Regions from separate parts of the Mus musculus genome. Here region 2 is linked to region 1. Evidence: chromatin loops called from intact Hi-C (ENCODE). Cell type or tissue: left cerebral cortex. All regions are shown on one strand. Links, peaks and the distances in the headings refer to the core of each region. The heading gives the core; the rest is flanking DNA.

What was found. Peaks named below come from ENCODE experiments on the same cell type or tissue, not always from the same donor. Only the 100,000 strongest peaks of a DNase experiment are listed, where the experiment ranks them.
Region 2: a loop joins it to region 1, with 9 times the contacts of the local background. A loop is called at or near these places in 31 of 42 quality-filtered maps.

What each region holds. Positions count from the first base shown.
Region 1 is chr3:19,690,627-19,698,960 of GRCm38, reverse strand. It overlaps Trim55 (tripartite motif-containing 55), which reads right to left. Exons shown (of 10, transcript NM_001081281.2): 10 at 6,377-7,484. The coding sequence ends at 7,362. It overlaps Crh (corticotropin releasing hormone), which reads left to right and starts at 3,565. Exons shown (of 2, transcript NM_205769.3): 1 at 3,565-3,794; 2 at 4,471-5,560. The coding sequence starts at 4,485. The coding sequence ends at 5,048. Gm42189 (a long non-coding RNA gene) reads right to left here and starts at 4,688. Exons shown (of 3, transcript XR_880694.3): 1 at 4,422-4,688. In left cerebral cortex, for the core only: CTCF peaks have their summits at 4,893 (motif pointing right) and 7,330; DNase peaks (open chromatin) are centred at 4,111, 4,286, 4,876, 7,352 and 1 more place; H3K4me3 peaks cover 1,131 bases.
Region 2 is chr3:19,557,730-19,566,063 of GRCm38, reverse strand. All of the region lies in intron 2 of Dnajc5b (DnaJ heat shock protein family (Hsp40) member C5 beta), which reads right to left. It overlaps Gm23330 (a small nuclear RNA gene), which reads right to left and starts at 5,811; the gene lies at 5,648-5,811. In left cerebral cortex, for the core only: a CTCF peak has its summit at 3,477 (motif pointing left); DNase peaks (open chromatin) are centred at 2,609, 3,382 and 5,975; H3K27ac peaks cover 345 bases.

The DNA of each region.
Region 1 (8,334 bases), core at 329-8,328:
CTCTTTTTTTCTTTACATTTAAGTTTTAAAATGTAGGTTTTATTTTAAAGTAGAGATCACAGTTAAGACCACAGTATTAGTCCAATTAAGAAAAATATATGATCTCATCACAAACCTTTGGGGACAGGTAACAAAGTGGTAAATGTGATTAGCTTTGGCATTCAGAAGAATTTTGTACAGTGTTGTTTGGCCAAGTCTTACAATTTATGCCAGGCTGACTTCCAGCTTGCAGTTCTGCTGTCCACTGAAGGTGCTGCGATTAGAGATGTGTGCCTCCACAGCTGGCTTACATGCTCCATTGTGTTTTTCAGAATCTTCCATGTTCTCTATAGAGAGGATGTATGGCTTTGACACCAGAAGAGATTGCTAGCAGTTACAATATTGTTCCCAGGAAAGCAGTAAGGTATTTATGTTTTTGAAATCCTTTCTTTATCATCTTATGATGATGGCTCTCAAATCTACCTAAAGTGCAGTGACCACAATGATTAAGCAACCTGACTGTGAGTAAACATGACAGATTAATGTCAACTCAGCAAACTTGGAGAGTGTATGATGGCCTGGATTTTGCCAATAGGAGTATATAAAAGTGCAAAGAGATGCAGGCTCTGAGGAGGTACCTGCTCTCTGTCTCTTTGTGTCTTGTTCTTAAAATCTGTCTCTGTCTCTGTCTCTCTCTGTCTCTCTGTCTCTCTGTCTCTGTCTCTGTCTCTCTCTCTCTCTCTCTCTCTCTCTGTGTATGTGTGTGCCTATGTGTCTATGTGCCTGTGTGTGTGTGTGTGTGTGTGTGTGTGTGTGTGTGTGTGTGTGTGTGTGAGGTACTATGGCTTGAACCCAGGGCAAGTTCTTTGTCACTGAGGCCCATACCCTACCCTCTTGTTTCTCTTTTATTTAATTAATCTGTGTTCCATATTATTTAACTCACTCCTATGTTATATTGCTTTTGATAAAGTATTTTGAACAGGAATTAATCACTACTTGGTGCCCATATTTCTTGAACAGTGTTTCTAGGATATAAAAGCATTTGTGTTGGTCCTTTTATGATTCCTTTCAGTAAGTGAAGTGCTATCTCTTGGTGTGAGTCTTGTAATAGAGATTATTAGTGTCTTGTGTAGATCATATCTACATTGTTATGTCTGTAATCACACATCAATGACATAATTTCAAGAATCCTCCCTACTCCCTATATTCTATAAAAAGATAAAATTAATTCTTTTATTTTTGTGTGAATTTTTATTTTGCATTTTCATTTTTAGGTGCATCAGTGCACTGAAAAACCTCACATCACAAGATTCAGCTAACATGAAAATAGCAGTGTGCACATACAGACATTTAAAGCCAAGGGGCACTGCACAAAGAATTTCTGTGTTCTTGTGCCTTGGGAATAAAAGGAAACCCCACGAAAAGGCCTCCAAGAGCTGATATGTGTGTTGCTCCACCTCGTCCACTCGTCTCTGCTCATTCGTGTGCCTGTGCTGGGAAAGAAAGCACAAAGGATGCCGTGATGCTGTGTAAATAGTGAGGCCAGCAGTAAAGAACTGGGTTCTTGTTCTGACTTTATCACTCGCTGAGTAACTTCAGATTCCCTCTGGTTCTCATTTAAGCCAAGCGAGCATTTCTAACACGAGTTCTCTGAGATTTGCTTCAGTAAATTATGGTACTTCACAATTTATATTCCAGGTAAGCCCCGTGGCAAAGGCTCAACAGCAATAGTGGAGCCCGAGTAAAAACACGTCTCCTGATGGTCCGATGGGAGGGATCTTGAGGGCCAGGAGGTTAGCAAGAGCCCATGTGTGCCACTTCTTCCCCCAGGGACCCTCCCTGACTTCTCCTGGAAAGCCCATAGGCATGTCTCTCTCTTACTTCCTCTTCAGGACTCATTGGCCTCCTTTCCCTCTCCAGACTGGCACTTAAGCTGAACTTTATGAATGGGCAAAGAATTGGTCAGGAATGAAAGTTAAAACAAAACAGAGACCAACAAACAAAAATCCCAAACACTGAGGTGAATTTTAACCTCTAAAATGCCCACTGTAACAATAGTGAAGGTTCTGCAGGCCTCCTGGTCAATGTAAACCCACTTTTCCTCTAAAGCACAATTTGATCATTATTTATTAATGAATCACACTTCTCCTGTGGACAGAATCCTTCCTGTGTTCTCTTCTATCAGAAATGCATCCCATTCATTCACCTATGAGCTGACTTTTCTGCAACCTCCAGTGTGAAAACACCTTCCTCTTGTTTCAAGAAGAGTTATCAATTAGTACAGGCCCCAAACAGGGGTGGAAATCTGCATTGCATTACTTGTGACAGAGAAAATGGCAGACATAACCAGAAACAGGGAACAGGAAATTTTGGATAAACAGTAGTGGTGGTTATGAAGCAGCTGAAGCGAATCCCAGACACTAGAGTTTGTAACAGCATCTTGAATTGCAGGATTAAAGGTAACTACTTCCCACTTAGACATAATCTCCATTCAACTCAAAATTTGAGAGTAGATTTATAGACATGGCATTGTGTTCTATAATAGTGCCAGAAAGCAATAACTAAAGACACTTGTGGTGCACATTTGAATGTGGAGAAAAGAACAGAACACATAATAAATAACTTGAGTGGTTTGCTCTGCATACCATCATGGTTTCACAGTACACGGAGGTGAAATGAATGATTCTCATTTACAGACTCAATAACTGATTTTTTTTCAGGCTATCAAACAGCTTAAGTTTTTTCAACACAAGAGAACAATGCCTCTCTCATTGGGTTTGCGGTGTAGACTCCGAACAGAGTGTTTAATATACACAGCTCACCCTGCTCTTCTTGGGGGAACAGTCCTGATTAACTTTAGATTCTAAGAGAACCATAGGAGGCCTGAGATTCACTTGAAACTGAGGCTTTTAAGAGACTTTGTTTATGGCCTTCCTCGTTAGAATAGCTCTTTTCTTGTGAAGGAAAACACTAAGCTGGTTTCAAAAAAACGTACTGGCCTTGTCTTCAGCTCCATAATTCCTATGTATGCTCTTGGGAGGGCTAAGTGGATAAAAACTCAGACCTGGTTGTCTCTGTCCCCTAGTTCTTCATTCTCCTCCAGGCAGAAAGATGGCAGGCCATAGTAACGACAGATTTCAGATACTGAGATGTTTCCTGAGAGGACAACCTGACAGAAGAGTTAGGTGGGGGTGCTGAGGCACCAGGAAATGTCCAGATCCACCCCTTTAATGGTAACTACCTTCTTGGAAGCTCTGCACTCCCCACCTCTTCTTCTTTCCCCTCCCACTCTCTGTCTCTTTTCTGGTCCGTATCTGGCCTATCATAGTAAGAGGTCAGTCTGTTTTCCACACTTGGATAGTCTCATTCAAAAATTTTTGTCAATGGACAAGTCATAAGAAACCCTTCCATTTTCGGGCTCGTTGACGTCACCAAGGAGGCGATAAATATCTGTTGATATAATTGGATGTGAGATTCAGTGTTGAAATAGCAGAACTCTGTCCCTCGCTCCTTGGCAGGGCCCTATTATTTATGCAGGAGCAGAGGCAGCACGCAATCGAGCTGTCAAGAGAGCGTCAGCTTATTAGGCAAATGCTGCGTGCTTTCTGAAGAGGGTCGACATTATAAAATCTCACTCCAGGCTCTGGTGTGGAGAAACTCAGAGCCCAAGTACGTTGAGAGACTGAAGAGAAAGGGAAAAGGCAAAAGAAAAAAAGAAGAGAAAGGAGAAGAGGAAGAAAACCTGCAGGAGGCATCCTGAGAGAAGTCCCTCTGCAGAGGCAGCAGTGCGGGCTCACCTACCAAGGGAGGAGAAGGTAGGCAGCGCCTAGACGGGCGCCACCAACTTTGTGCTGCCTGAGCTGCTGTGGTGAGCCCCGGAGCCAGCTGCCCATGTGCTGGAATGCCTGTGCCTATGCATGTATGTGTGTCGCTAACTGTGCCTTAAAATTCCGATGACAGTGGCGATTTGAAAAAGCGAAGTTAGACGGCGGCTGCTCATCTTTATCCACTCAATCCAATCTGCCACTCACTGCTCATAGTCTGTGCAAAGAATGGCTCCCCTATTGCATCCCATGTCCCCAAGCAAACGGAGTAAGGGCAGGAATGGAGACAGAGAAGGTTGTTCTCAATTTGGCAGAAAAGGATGTCCGAAAGGGGGCGATTAGGGTGTGCGACAGCTTAAACCTGTGGCACTTGTCCGGGCTCAGGGAAGTCGGTTTAGGGAAGACGTTTGGGAGGTCCTTAGGAAGAGGAGCCAGGGGTTGTCCCTTCTAGGTCTCCAAAGAAGGGTCACCGCGGGCTCGCACCAGTTGAGCTTTGCAGGTACCTAGCTTCAGCACCGCGGACAGCGTCACCGAAGCCTAGAGCCTGTCTTGTCTGTGGGTGTCCGATAGGAAGCCCCGCTGCACCTTCCAGCTGAGCTAAACTCTGACCAATCTTACCTTTCTCCCCCACCTTCTCTCTCCCCCGACCTCAACCTCGGTGCTTCAGAGAGCGCCCCTAACATGCGGCTGCGGCTGCTGGTGTCCGCGGGCATGCTGCTGGTGGCTCTGTCGTCCTGCCTGCCTTGCAGGGCCCTGCTCAGCAGGGGATCCGTCCCCCGAGCGCCGCGGGCCCCGCAGCCCTTGAATTTCTTGCAGCCGGAGCAGCCCCAGCAACCTCAGCCGGTTCTGATCCGCATGGGTGAAGAATACTTCCTCCGCCTGGGGAATCTCAACAGAAGTCCCGCTGCTCGGCTGTCCCCCAACTCCACGCCCCTCACCGCGGGTCGCGGCAGCCGCCCCTCGCACGACCAGGCTGCGGCTAACTTTTTCCGCGTGTTGCTGCAGCAGCTGCAGATGCCTCAGCGCTCGCTCGACAGCCGCGCGGAGCCGGCCGAACGCGGCGCCGAGGATGCCCTCGGTGGCCACCAGGGGGCGCTGGAGAGGGAGAGGCGGTCGGAGGAGCCGCCCATCTCTCTGGATCTCACCTTCCACCTTCTGCGGGAAGTCTTGGAAATGGCCCGGGCAGAGCAGTTAGCTCAGCAAGCTCACAGCAACAGGAAACTGATGGAGATTATCGGGAAATGAAATGTTGCGCTTGGCCAAAACGATTCTGCATTTAGCACACAAGTAAAAATAAAAATTTAAAACACAGTATTCTGTACCATATCGCAGCTCCGATATCATTTGTTTATTTTTATATAGCTTGAAGCATAGAAGATGTACAGGGAGAGAGCCTATATACCCCTTAATTAGCATGCACAAAGTGTATTTCTGTGTCGTAACAAAACAGCGTTATTTGTATTGCCCATGCTTAATTTCTATGTGCAAATAAGCGTCTTTATAGCGATATCTTAAAGAAAATGTGGCCCCAAGGAGGAAACCTTTGAAAAAGCAGATGGGAGTCATCCAGTTGTTTTTATTTGGAGCTGCAGTGGAAGAGAATTCATTCTTGAGGGGTGGCTAGGACGAAATGTGTAAGCTCTTTGAATCAACTTTTTCTTGTAAATGTTTCAGTAATAAAACATCTTTCTGATTCTTGGTCAATTTGGTTGTGTAAGAGAACGTTAAATATATTTTTAATAAAATCTGCAAAGGTTGCTGTGGCTTTATTTTTCCTCTTCAGTGTGCATACAGAAATGGCCCCAGCACAAGACATAAAAACAGCACAACAAACAACTTGCCCCTCAACAAAACACCCTACATTTTATTTTCTCTTAAAGATAGGAACATTTGTCACATAGCTTACATTGGCCCTGTAATTTGTCCTGGGCTTTCCTCTGTACCTCTCAGACTTCCCTTCTGAGATTAAATTAAATAATTTTAGAGGTTCCTCCCACCTCTAAAACTTGATCACAGTGGAAATAACACGCAAGCCTAATTAGCTGAGGACCGAGGAAGTGTGGGCCTCATGGGAAGTGGGTGGAGGTCAGAGGACAACTGGAGAAGGTCAGACTCCTCCTACCATGTGAGTCCTAGGACCTGAACTGGGTTCTTTAGGCCCAAGAGCAAGCCTGTACCCACTGTACTACTCACCAGCCTAGATAGGAGAAACTTAAGAATGCAAGCATCTCAAGTAAATAAACATATTTTCAGTGAAAGGTCACTTGGGAAATTTTTTCTTAAAAAAAAATAGCTACACAAATACCTTTCACATTTCTCTCTATCCCAGTCCTAATAACTGCAACCTGTAGGCCTGTTATTTGCTTCTAAAATTAAACAGCACTTCTAATTTTAATACGTTTGCTTTAGTAGTTTAGTTACCACCCTAAAAATTTTAGTTCCATAATTAATACTTTTAAATTAATTTGTATATATGAAGATGGCACTTCTCTTGAGGCCCTGGAAATATGCTTGATTAATGGCTTAATAATAAAACATGAATCACTGAATAAATTGCTGGGAGACTGAAGTTCTTAAAAACATTTATTTAATAGTTCATTTAAAGTAAAGTTACACTTATGTGATGAAGGCAAGGAAGGAGAGAGGAGAGAGAGAGACCGGGGGGGGGGGGAGGGAGGGAGGGAAGGAGGAAGAAAGGAAAGGAGGGAGAGACAGAGGGGGAGAGAAGAGACAGAGGGAGAGAGGGGGAGAGAGAGAGAGAGAGAAGGCACACAGGGGGAGAATTGTGTGTATACTTAAATCCATGCAGTTGCTCCACAGATTATCAGATTGCTGCTATGGCAGGACACTTAAGAAAGTAGACAGCTCCTCTTTGAAATTCAATTAAAATGCCTAATACATGGATATGATTATGAGATATGTAAATAAGGTTAGAAAAATGTCAAAAGAGTTGCCCTAGATTTTTGGCCTTCTGGACTATGGACGTGTGGCCACATGTAAAGGAAAGTCCTGTCTGCGCACCCATGGCATCCATAGGGAAAGGAACCTCTACAGTGCCCTACATAGCTTTGGTCAGTGACCAATCTCCATATTTTGATAAATCGGTCAGTTTGGAACTGACACTGAACATCACCTACCACCTGCAATGCTAAGGAGAAAAGCAAAAGGCACAAGCGTCCTAAAATAACCAGAAGCCTGAGGGAGGCTGGGAGAGTGTTCTGCCACTTTGTTACCACTTGGCACTTATGGCTGATACACAGGCATGCACCACACCTACACAACCTTCAGAAGGTTTCTCACACAAATGAAAGATTTGCAGAAGATCAAGTTTCTTCAGAAGAGTATTTTCTGTAATTTTGTTCTGAGCATAATCATTTTCTCAATGAGTGAGATAAGTCATCTGGAATTAAAGGGTGGTGGTGTTGTATTGTTTTGTTTTGCTTTCAGAAATCCTGTCCAGAGGTCCCCTTCATATGAATCGTGGTGAATTTCCACCTGTTTCCTGCTGCCTATGTGCTTCTCAGCCAGGCAGACAGGGGGCAGCAACGAGAATAAATATTATTCATTTAGGGAATTCAACCAGGAGAAGGAGAAGACGTGGCGAGCTGGCTCAGGATCAGCCCCACCCCCACTCCCCAAGGCTGCAGACTGTCCCTGGGGAGAAGGGGCCTCAAATCCAATCTGCAAAAGAAGAAAATGTGGATGAGAGGAAGGAGAGAGTAGACCTTTGGGGAATTGGTCCAGTTACTGATCTACGGAGGAGAGAGGATGATGAGATGATGATAGTAATTAGATGAAGCATAATTATTATTAGGGATAGAAAGCAAACTTAGGTCATCTTAGTTATGGTCAAGAGCCATTCAAGTGATTCACGCTCATAATTCAAAAAGAATAGCAATAGCGCATGCAGTGGAATGGAGCTCTGGTGGGGAGAAGCCAGGGTTCCCTGCTTGGCTTTCCTGAGTTAAGTCATTCATGATTTACTGACATGACAGTCTCATTCACACACACAGATATCTAGGTTTACAAAAATCTGCAAAACTATTGAAATCCTGCTAAGTTTTAACTCATAACTCAGCGATAGAGTGCCTTCCCAGCCGTCCTAGGCCCGAGTTTCATCCCCAGTGCCACACAAGACAGAGAGGCCGAGAGGGGGAGGAGAGGAGGGAAGGGGTAGGGGAGCGGAAACTTAAATGATGTTGCTATCTTATGACAGTGCAACTTATACTCATATTCATATAATGTCTCCACTGCTGACGTTAGAAGTTTCTACCAGATTACACTCGTGTGCCATCAGTCGGGGTATGTTCCCAGAACGTCAGCATTAAGTTATATTACTGTAGAGGGGGCACCAGTGCTCGTGCACTGAGACAATAGCAGTAAGCCATACTACCTAGAAGAATCAAACTCGAGGAGATCACTGACAAAATGTTACTATGCACACATTTATATGTTTGTAAATCGCTTCAACTTTGCAAAACCCCTCCGTTTTGCAAAGCCAAAGTATTGATCTTGAACAAATCCTGAAGTG
Region 2 (8,334 bases), core at 231-8,230, 130 kb after region 1:
CAGCCACTGATATCTTCCCGTGTTCCAGAACCCTGTGGCAGAGCCACTGCCAACTGCGCTTTTTGTTTCATTTTGTTTTGTTTGCCATTTTTCATCATAGTGAGCTTTTGTTTATTTTAAATATTCTTGTATTTTGTGTATCAATTTAGTTTTTGAGAGAGAGAAAGCATTGTATGGTGGGGGTGGGGTACAACACAAAAATGAAATTGAGTGTGGAGGAATAAGGAGAGGATTGGGAGAGAAACCTGGGAGAAACTCAGACCCTGTTTCAATAGAACAATCACTTGTTCTTTCACAGTGTATGAAAAAAAATGATTCGAGAATATAGCCACAGCCTGGAATAAAGAGAGAGAAGCCTGGGATCATATTAGATCCCAGAAAACAGACCTTTGTCTAGAGAGGATTGCCTGTGGTGAGAATGAGACCAATAGTGGATACAGAGATGAGCCGCCAGAGCCACAGTTGGCAGAATCAGAAACCTGCCAACAGTGTGACCATGGAACATCTGAAGCTATGTGTGACAGCGGAGAATCAAGGCCCTTACACCCTCGTGGACTTGGGTGACACACATGTGAAGATACAGAAAATGAGTACCATAACATTTGGGATGAACCAGCACCTTAATGTCTGTCTGATTCTGTACATAGTCTCTATATGTTTATGTTTTACATGTATACATATATATCTCTATATATGTAATATTATGATCTATAATAAGGCTAGTTATATATTTTATATAGTTATATGTAGAAAGAAACATTTAGAAATAATATATTTCTGTCTTTTATAACTTTTAGTTTGGCTTTTAAAATTAATTTGTAGGGTCTAAGAAAATATTCTGTATGTGCTCCTCATGAATCTTTCATTGATTATTTACACTGAATACATCTCCCTTTATTGCATTATTACTTAATGGTATCTTCTGGATAACACTATTGTTTATTTTAAAGTTCTCTCCTCTTGACTTCTGGAATCCTCTATATCCTGTTGGTCAACTTAGTCATCTCTACGCACCCTAAGAAGCAAATTCCTTCACATAGTTCTGTAAAAGTTTTGGTCTAGGGTGGTGGAGTGGTAACAGGCAAGTCTGAGTTCCCAGTCAGCATTCAGCACAGGGAACAGAGAGGTCTAGGCAGGTCTGTGATAGACACAGCTTGTCAGCTTATAAACACACATGTTCACATGTGATGCCGAGACACTCTGTGCAAATTCTCAGTCTTGGTTTTCATCCTTTTAATCATATTTGTTTTAAAATCTTTATCTGACAATTCTAACTACTCAAGTTCTCATAGTTCCATGACCTCACTTCTAACCCTGCTCTCTTTGCTTTCATTATCTTTGTGTGATTAATATTGTACTTTAAAAATTTCCCAGAAGCAATATGAATATTAGGATATAACTTCAAATCACAGAGTATTTTACTTATGACTTTTAGATGTCTAGGGGACCATGTTAACCCAATATAATAAACCAGTATTTTCTTCATTACACAGGTAACTAAGAGTTTAGTGGTAGCCATAGTAGTACCCACTTCTAGGACCCTTAAAATAATAGTATTTTATTAATTAACTTATAGTATTATAGTCAGACCCAGATAGGTAGGACCAGTTTTTCTCAGCTCTATTTGCCTTTTCTGGGGACATTCAGTTAAGTGCTCAGCCTCCCCTGTACATGAGTTTCCCATATGACTAAAAAGAGTCAAATTTCATAAACACTGTTAATTTAAACCAGACTGGAAAGCAGAAGCAGGTAGGCCATTTCAAGTTTTGAAATAGCCTTATACATTATTTATTTTCAGATAGGCTGTCTTAGCCAAGGCTGACCTTGAATTCAATAGCATTAAGGTCAACTCATGATTCTCCTGCCTCCACCTCTCAAGTTCTGGGATTATAAACCCATATCACAATCTCTTCTGATACACTGGTGAGAAAGCTCAGAAACTCAGCCCTGATTCAAGAAGTCACCATAAAGCCAATTATTGAGGCCTACCAATGGAATTTTCCACCACAGATGGCTTCTGGTACTCTTAGTCCTGTCCTGTGGTACTCCATAGGCTCAATAAATTTTCAGAATTCCCATCTTTAGGACATTTATGAGGTCTCTTTTCTCTTCTCTTCTCTTCTCTTCTCTTCTCTTCTCTTCTCTTCTCTTCTCTTCTCCCTATCTCCCCTCTCCCCTCCCTCTCTCTCCTCTCTCCCTCTCCTCTCTCCTCTCCTCCTCTTCTTCTTTCTTTCTCTCTCTCTCTGGAGTGGTTTGAAGCCTGCCGCCTTGAAGCCTCACACCCCTCAGAGAATGGCGTTCAGTAGTTTTTCACTTTCAAATGCTTTTGAGACACTCATTTCCTTTTGGTTTTCCTGTTTCTCTCAGTGGCAGGAAGAACTAGTAGGAAGTACTTAGCCAGTACTTAGCCAGGAACCTGCTAATCTCTGGGAGCTTCCTGGCCTGGGCAACAAATGTGTCTGCCTAATGGCCCCAGGTCCTGCCCTCCTTCACTGCAGCTGAGGCCCATTAGCTCAAAGCCTGCCAAAGCCAAAGGCAAATTTTTACACATCCAATTATATAAAAATAGCCCAAACAAGCAGCTTTTAGTCACTTGGAGCCTTTCTATTTTACACAGCCTGCAAGAACTCAGCATCTGCTGGCCATTGACACAAACCACAGGGCTCTGTGTCTCAGTTCCTGAGCTGCATGCAAGACCCTGTGGAGTTCTCTGACCAAAGACTCTTCTGTGGGCTGGGTGGAACTGCCTGCCTGGGTACATGGCTCTTTCCGACTCTCTCTGCCCTTGGGGTTCCCTAGCCCTTGTCATTCAGTACGGGGGGGGGGGGGGGCAGCTGTCAGCGAGTGGACCTCATGCGGTAAGGATTATTTCTGGTTTAACCTTGTCCAAGTACTAGTCAACTACTGCTGATGGCTATCATGGCCATACCTTCCCTAGTTTTGGTCCTCAAACTTTCAGAGCCAAGTACAACCACATCATATGCTGTACCCTGGACAGTGGCCCTCAACACAAAAAGATTTAACGTTCTGAGCTGCAGAGCAGAGGCTGGAAGGAAGGAAACAGTATAAAGTCCACCAGAAGGACAAGATAGAAAGGCCAGGACACCGTTTGGCATCATATTGCAGATACAGATGCCAACCCCACCACGGCTGTGTGATTATTTCTGGAGCATCTGCTACCAGAACGAATGACTCATGTGCTTTGACCATCAAGATGCCACAGGAAAAGACTAAAGACCACATTATTCAGCACTGTGACTTCCCCACATTTGCAGACACTGTAGCTGAGTGTTAAAGGAGTTGTCCTAGTTTTGCGGGATCACATCACATCACGTTTGTGGTTCAGGCTTTGTGGTGTGAGGCAAGGACAGGAAAGAACCATACAGATAGATAGATACTCTGCTGCCTCTCAGACAGCTCTCTTCTTGCCTGCAGAACTGCATCAAGAGTCAAGTGCTGCCCTCTCGTGGCTGGTGTTGCCACTGTACCAGGGATGTTCAGGATCTCAACTTTTTCATGAGGCATTGTACTTTGATATATATTAATTTATAAGAGTTAAAAAATGCATCAATACTCAGATTTTATGGAAGCCTAAATGCCCGTTGGTGGTGCCTAGTTTCAGTTTTCTGTTTGCTACCAAGTCTTCTGTGGCTTTCTCAGATCCACGTCTTTACTTTCCTTGATAAAATAAATACACTGGATTATCCGTGTAAGTGTATTAGATAAATCCGAGGCCAATTCTGTAAGCCTCTTGCTGTGATGGCAATAGAAGTACTAGTCTGAAAAAGAAGTGAACCCAGACACTATTGCATACACCAGCAAGATTTTGCTGACAGGATCCTGATATAGCTATCTCTTGTGAAGCTATGCCAGTGCTAGCAAATACAAAAGTGGATGCTCACAGTTATCTATTGGATGGAACGCAGGGCTCCTAATGAAGAAGCTAGAGAAAGTACCCAAGGAGCTAAAGGGGTCTGCAATCCTATAGGAGGAACAATAGTATGAACTAACCAGTACCCCCAGAACTGTTTCTCTAGTTGCATATATAGCAGAGGATGGCCTAGTTGGCCATCAATGGGAGGAGAGGCCCTTGGTCTTGCGAAGATCATATGCCCCAGTACAGGGGAATGGCAGGGCCAGGAAGGGAAGTGGGTGAGTTGGGGAGCAGGGCGGGTCGGGGGAAGGGTATAGGGGACTTTCGGGATAGCATTTGAAATGTAAATGAAGAAAATACCTAATTTTAAAAAAAGGTGGACACCTGAAGTTCCGACAGTCTGGGTGTGTCCTGCCCCAGCTTGCTCTAGGAGTCCCGGGGCTGCATCTGCTTATCTACCTTTGTATACGGAACAAGCTCCCAACAACTATTTCTGGGCTTCTAACTTCACTGTTTCTGGAAGGAAAGTACATTCTTTTCTCAGGTCGACTGCCTCTCCTGAACTGTGACTAGCAAGGTACAAGAACATTAGGATGGAGGAGAAATGGGCACACCTCCTCTCAGCTCAATAGCCAGGACTCCTGCTTCCAATAGCAGGCCCCACCACTGCATGTCTGGTGAGACTTCTCAGCAGGCCAGAACCGCTGCTCCCTTCTGGGTCGAGCTGCAGTGACAGTTAGCTGCACGTTATCTCCTTGCAGGTCCTAGGAATGTCTGTCACACTCAAAAACTTTCAGTCTCTCTTCTTCAAATCCTTTCAGTGCAAAAACATATGACACTGTCTTCTTATATATCTCTTGGCCCAGCTGTCACTTAAAATGTTCCTCCCAGAAACTCACTTTTTAAACTGAACAGGGCCTTTTCTTACAGGCTGGGGTCTTGTTGGTTTAATTTGAATCATAGGCATGTACCTAAATCATTCTCAACCTCTACCAAGTTCCTTAAAAGATTTCCTGTCCTGCCCACGAGAAGATGACTATGGCCCCTGCTCCTATTTCTAGGCTTAGCAGCATTGTCAGACAAGATTTTACACCCCTGTGAACAACAAGCTATAAAAATATACAGTTCCCCCTTGGCTGTCTCCTTTGTGGTTTGCCTGTCTCTGTTCAACTTTAGTAAATTCCTTTTCATGTCCCCAAGAAAAAATTTCCAAACCTCTTATTCCCCCCTTGATTGCTCTTTCCAATTCCCTCAACAGACACCCCCACTTCTGACTTGGAAAGAACAATCTTCTGCCTGTACACTTCTGAGTAATAAGACCACTGTCTCCGTCCTCTTCCCACTTGTGTTCCTTCTATCTATTCGCCTGCAGACCCTAAAGCATCACCAGCCCCCACTCCCAACTCGAACGTTTTCTGTAGTGATTTGCTACTCCCATCTCCTCAGGGATCCCCTAGCTTGTGTTTTAAGCTCTAGGCATGGCGTACTGCCAAACTGTGGCCCAAGAATTGCCCTTTTATCTTCTTGAGGTATGGTCTCAGTAAGTTATTCAAGTTAGTCTTGAACTCACTATTTATCCCAGGCTGGCCTTGAACTCATGGTCTTCCTACCTCAGCTTTCCAGATAGCTGTAATTATAGACCCATGCCGTCAGGCCCAGCTTCCTCATCTTTCCCCTTGTTTATAAATGTTCTTTTCTTCCTTTGCATTTTAACTTCATTCTTCTCTCATGCAAAAAGGTTACTCTTCAATGCCCATTCCCTTCTCTTTCTTTCAGAGGAGAGCTCTAAAGCAGTCCCCCACTACCACAAACTATGCAGTTGAGTTTCCCACATTTGGGGAAATCGCAGGGGTCAGCACATCTGGAGTGCAATGGATAAGCCTCGCCCTGGGAAAACCACCTTCGTGATCATGGTATCTTCCCTGCCAGGTAAGTATGTCCATTTCCTTTTCAACTCACTATAACCTGACTTCTATTTTCAGCTCTCTCACAAACTTCCTCTTCCTTCTATGATGCTCTGGATGAAATCCCACAGGCTTATTTTTATCTGTCTTGTACTTGACCCTTTTTTGTAGTATTTGATGACTGCTCCTTTCTTCTCTAGACATCCTGAGTGTCTTTTCAGTTCTTTTCTGGGTTTGGCTTGAGAGCCTAGAACAGGAAAGTTGGGCACAAGACATATGAGGAGCTCTTGCAGCCAAGTTTAGCAAAAGCAGTGTTTTGTGCCAAGTGGCCAGCACACTGTGAGTGAAATAGAGAATGGGACAAACCATCAAATAACCCAGAGTCCAGGAACTACGATTTGAGAGTGGAAATATCCAAAACAGTTTGTATTCATTGCCCTTAAACCAGATTAGGGCTGTCTCTCATAAGGGACCAAGAACAGACTGGCAATTTTGTGTCACTATAGTTCTCTGTGCCTATCATTTGCCCATGGCCATGATAGTTTTCAACATCTATGGCTATATACATATATACATATATATACAAAGTATTTTGAACATAGCCACACTATCTCCCTTGAACTCCCCCAGGAGCCTCCACTTCAACCCTTCTCTTTCCCAATGTCATGTCCTCTGTTGTCTTCTTCTTGTTGTTGTTATTGTTGTTGTCCTCGTTGCTATTATTTTATATTGAGTCTACTTAGTGCTGGCATATGAGCCTGGTGTGAAAGCATCCAGTGGGGCAAGGACAACATCCTAGTAACCATACAGAAAAGTAACTTCCTATCTCAGCAGCCATCAACTGGCAATAGCTCCTGGGCTTGGGATGGAGCTTAAGAAAGCTTTCTCCCATTTACACTAAAGTGTTGACTGGCTTAACTTTCTTCAAATCTTGTGCAAGTAACCATGGCTTTCATGAGTTTATATGAGCAGCAGGCATAGCATATCTAGAAGACAGTATTTCACAGTTGTCTGATGTCACAGCTCTCCCATGGCACAGCTCTCCCATGGCACAGATCTCCCATGGCACAGATCTCCCATGGCACAGATCTCCCATGGCACAGCTCTCCCATGTCACAGCTCTCCCATGTCACAGCTCTCCCATAGCACAGCTTTCCCATGGCACAGCTCTCCTATGGCACAGCTCTCCTCCCTATTCTCTAGCTGAATTTTCCCTGTGTACACACCTGTTCTTATAATTTACTTTAAAAACTGGACATTTCAAACTGGATATTTGCAGCAACTCAACAACCCATACTCTCTCCTTCCCCATGATTTTCGTTGTTACTGTTATTGTTTAAAGTCACTTTTCTGACCTAATTTATAAAGTTTGTATGCATAGATGTACTAATCAGGTAAAAGGTCAGATATGGAATTCTATATATACTAAGAACTAGAAACTTCGCAGTCCTTGCAGATGGTCTTGTGTGTGTTAGACACACCTTTGACACTCACCTAGACAGTTTATATCTTTGTCTATCCTGCTTGCTCAGAGCATGACACAAATCAGTCACAAGTGAGAGCTGAAGGTCTTCATGGATCTTTATTAACTGTGAGCACAACTTTAGGCTTAGGAGTAACTTCTGGTTAATGAAGACTATGACATGATAGAACTTTCCAGAGTCTTATTCCCTAGACCACCTCATTCTCAACATTTCCTTCCATGATTCTTAGTGAATCCACCTTTTGTTCCAGCTGCCTCCATTGCCCAGAGATGCAATGACATCAGTCGCCTACAAATACTTCCACAGCCCCCATGTTTCATCCCCTTAATTGTTTAACCAGATTTGTTGGATTCTAATAAGTCCTTCAGTCACTAGACAAATCAATCAAGAATACTTCTTTGTCAACAATATTTTTTTTCCTGATCATTGTGGTATCCAACTTGATAGTGGTAATTGGAATGGTGTGCAGTTCTTTTAAGGTCACTGCTGACCCAAGGAGCAAAGGCTGGGGTGGTAGCTCTGTTCACAAAGTATGTCCCTTACAATCACAAGAATCTAGGTTTACCTCCAGAGCCAGCCCAAAAAAGGAAAAACCCTGGGTCTCACTGGTGCCTACTACTAATCCTCTTCCTAGTTATCTTCCTCCTACTAATCCTGGCCTCCAGTCAGAGTAATCCTAGCCCCAAGGCAGAAACAGGAGATACCCCGAGCTCACTCACTAGTTCACTTGCTAACTTGTAGGTCAGCGAGACTAACTCATAAAATAAGGGACACTCAGGCATCTCCATCCTCACATGCAAATAAATGCCTCTTCGTTTTGACAAGAACTCCATTAATTTCCAGATTCCATAAAATGTGATCATGATAATTCTTGACATATTTCAGCTCCTTTCATGAGGAACTGGGCTATTTTTCATAAGCATTTCCATTCTTCATAGTTTTAATATCTATACAAATAATAAAATACAGAAAATTCTATAGAAAATATGTCACTGAATGTAGAATTTTATTGTTTCCTCTTTTGTTTCAAGAATAACAGTAAAAACAGACAGCCCAGGAGTGGTAGTGTATA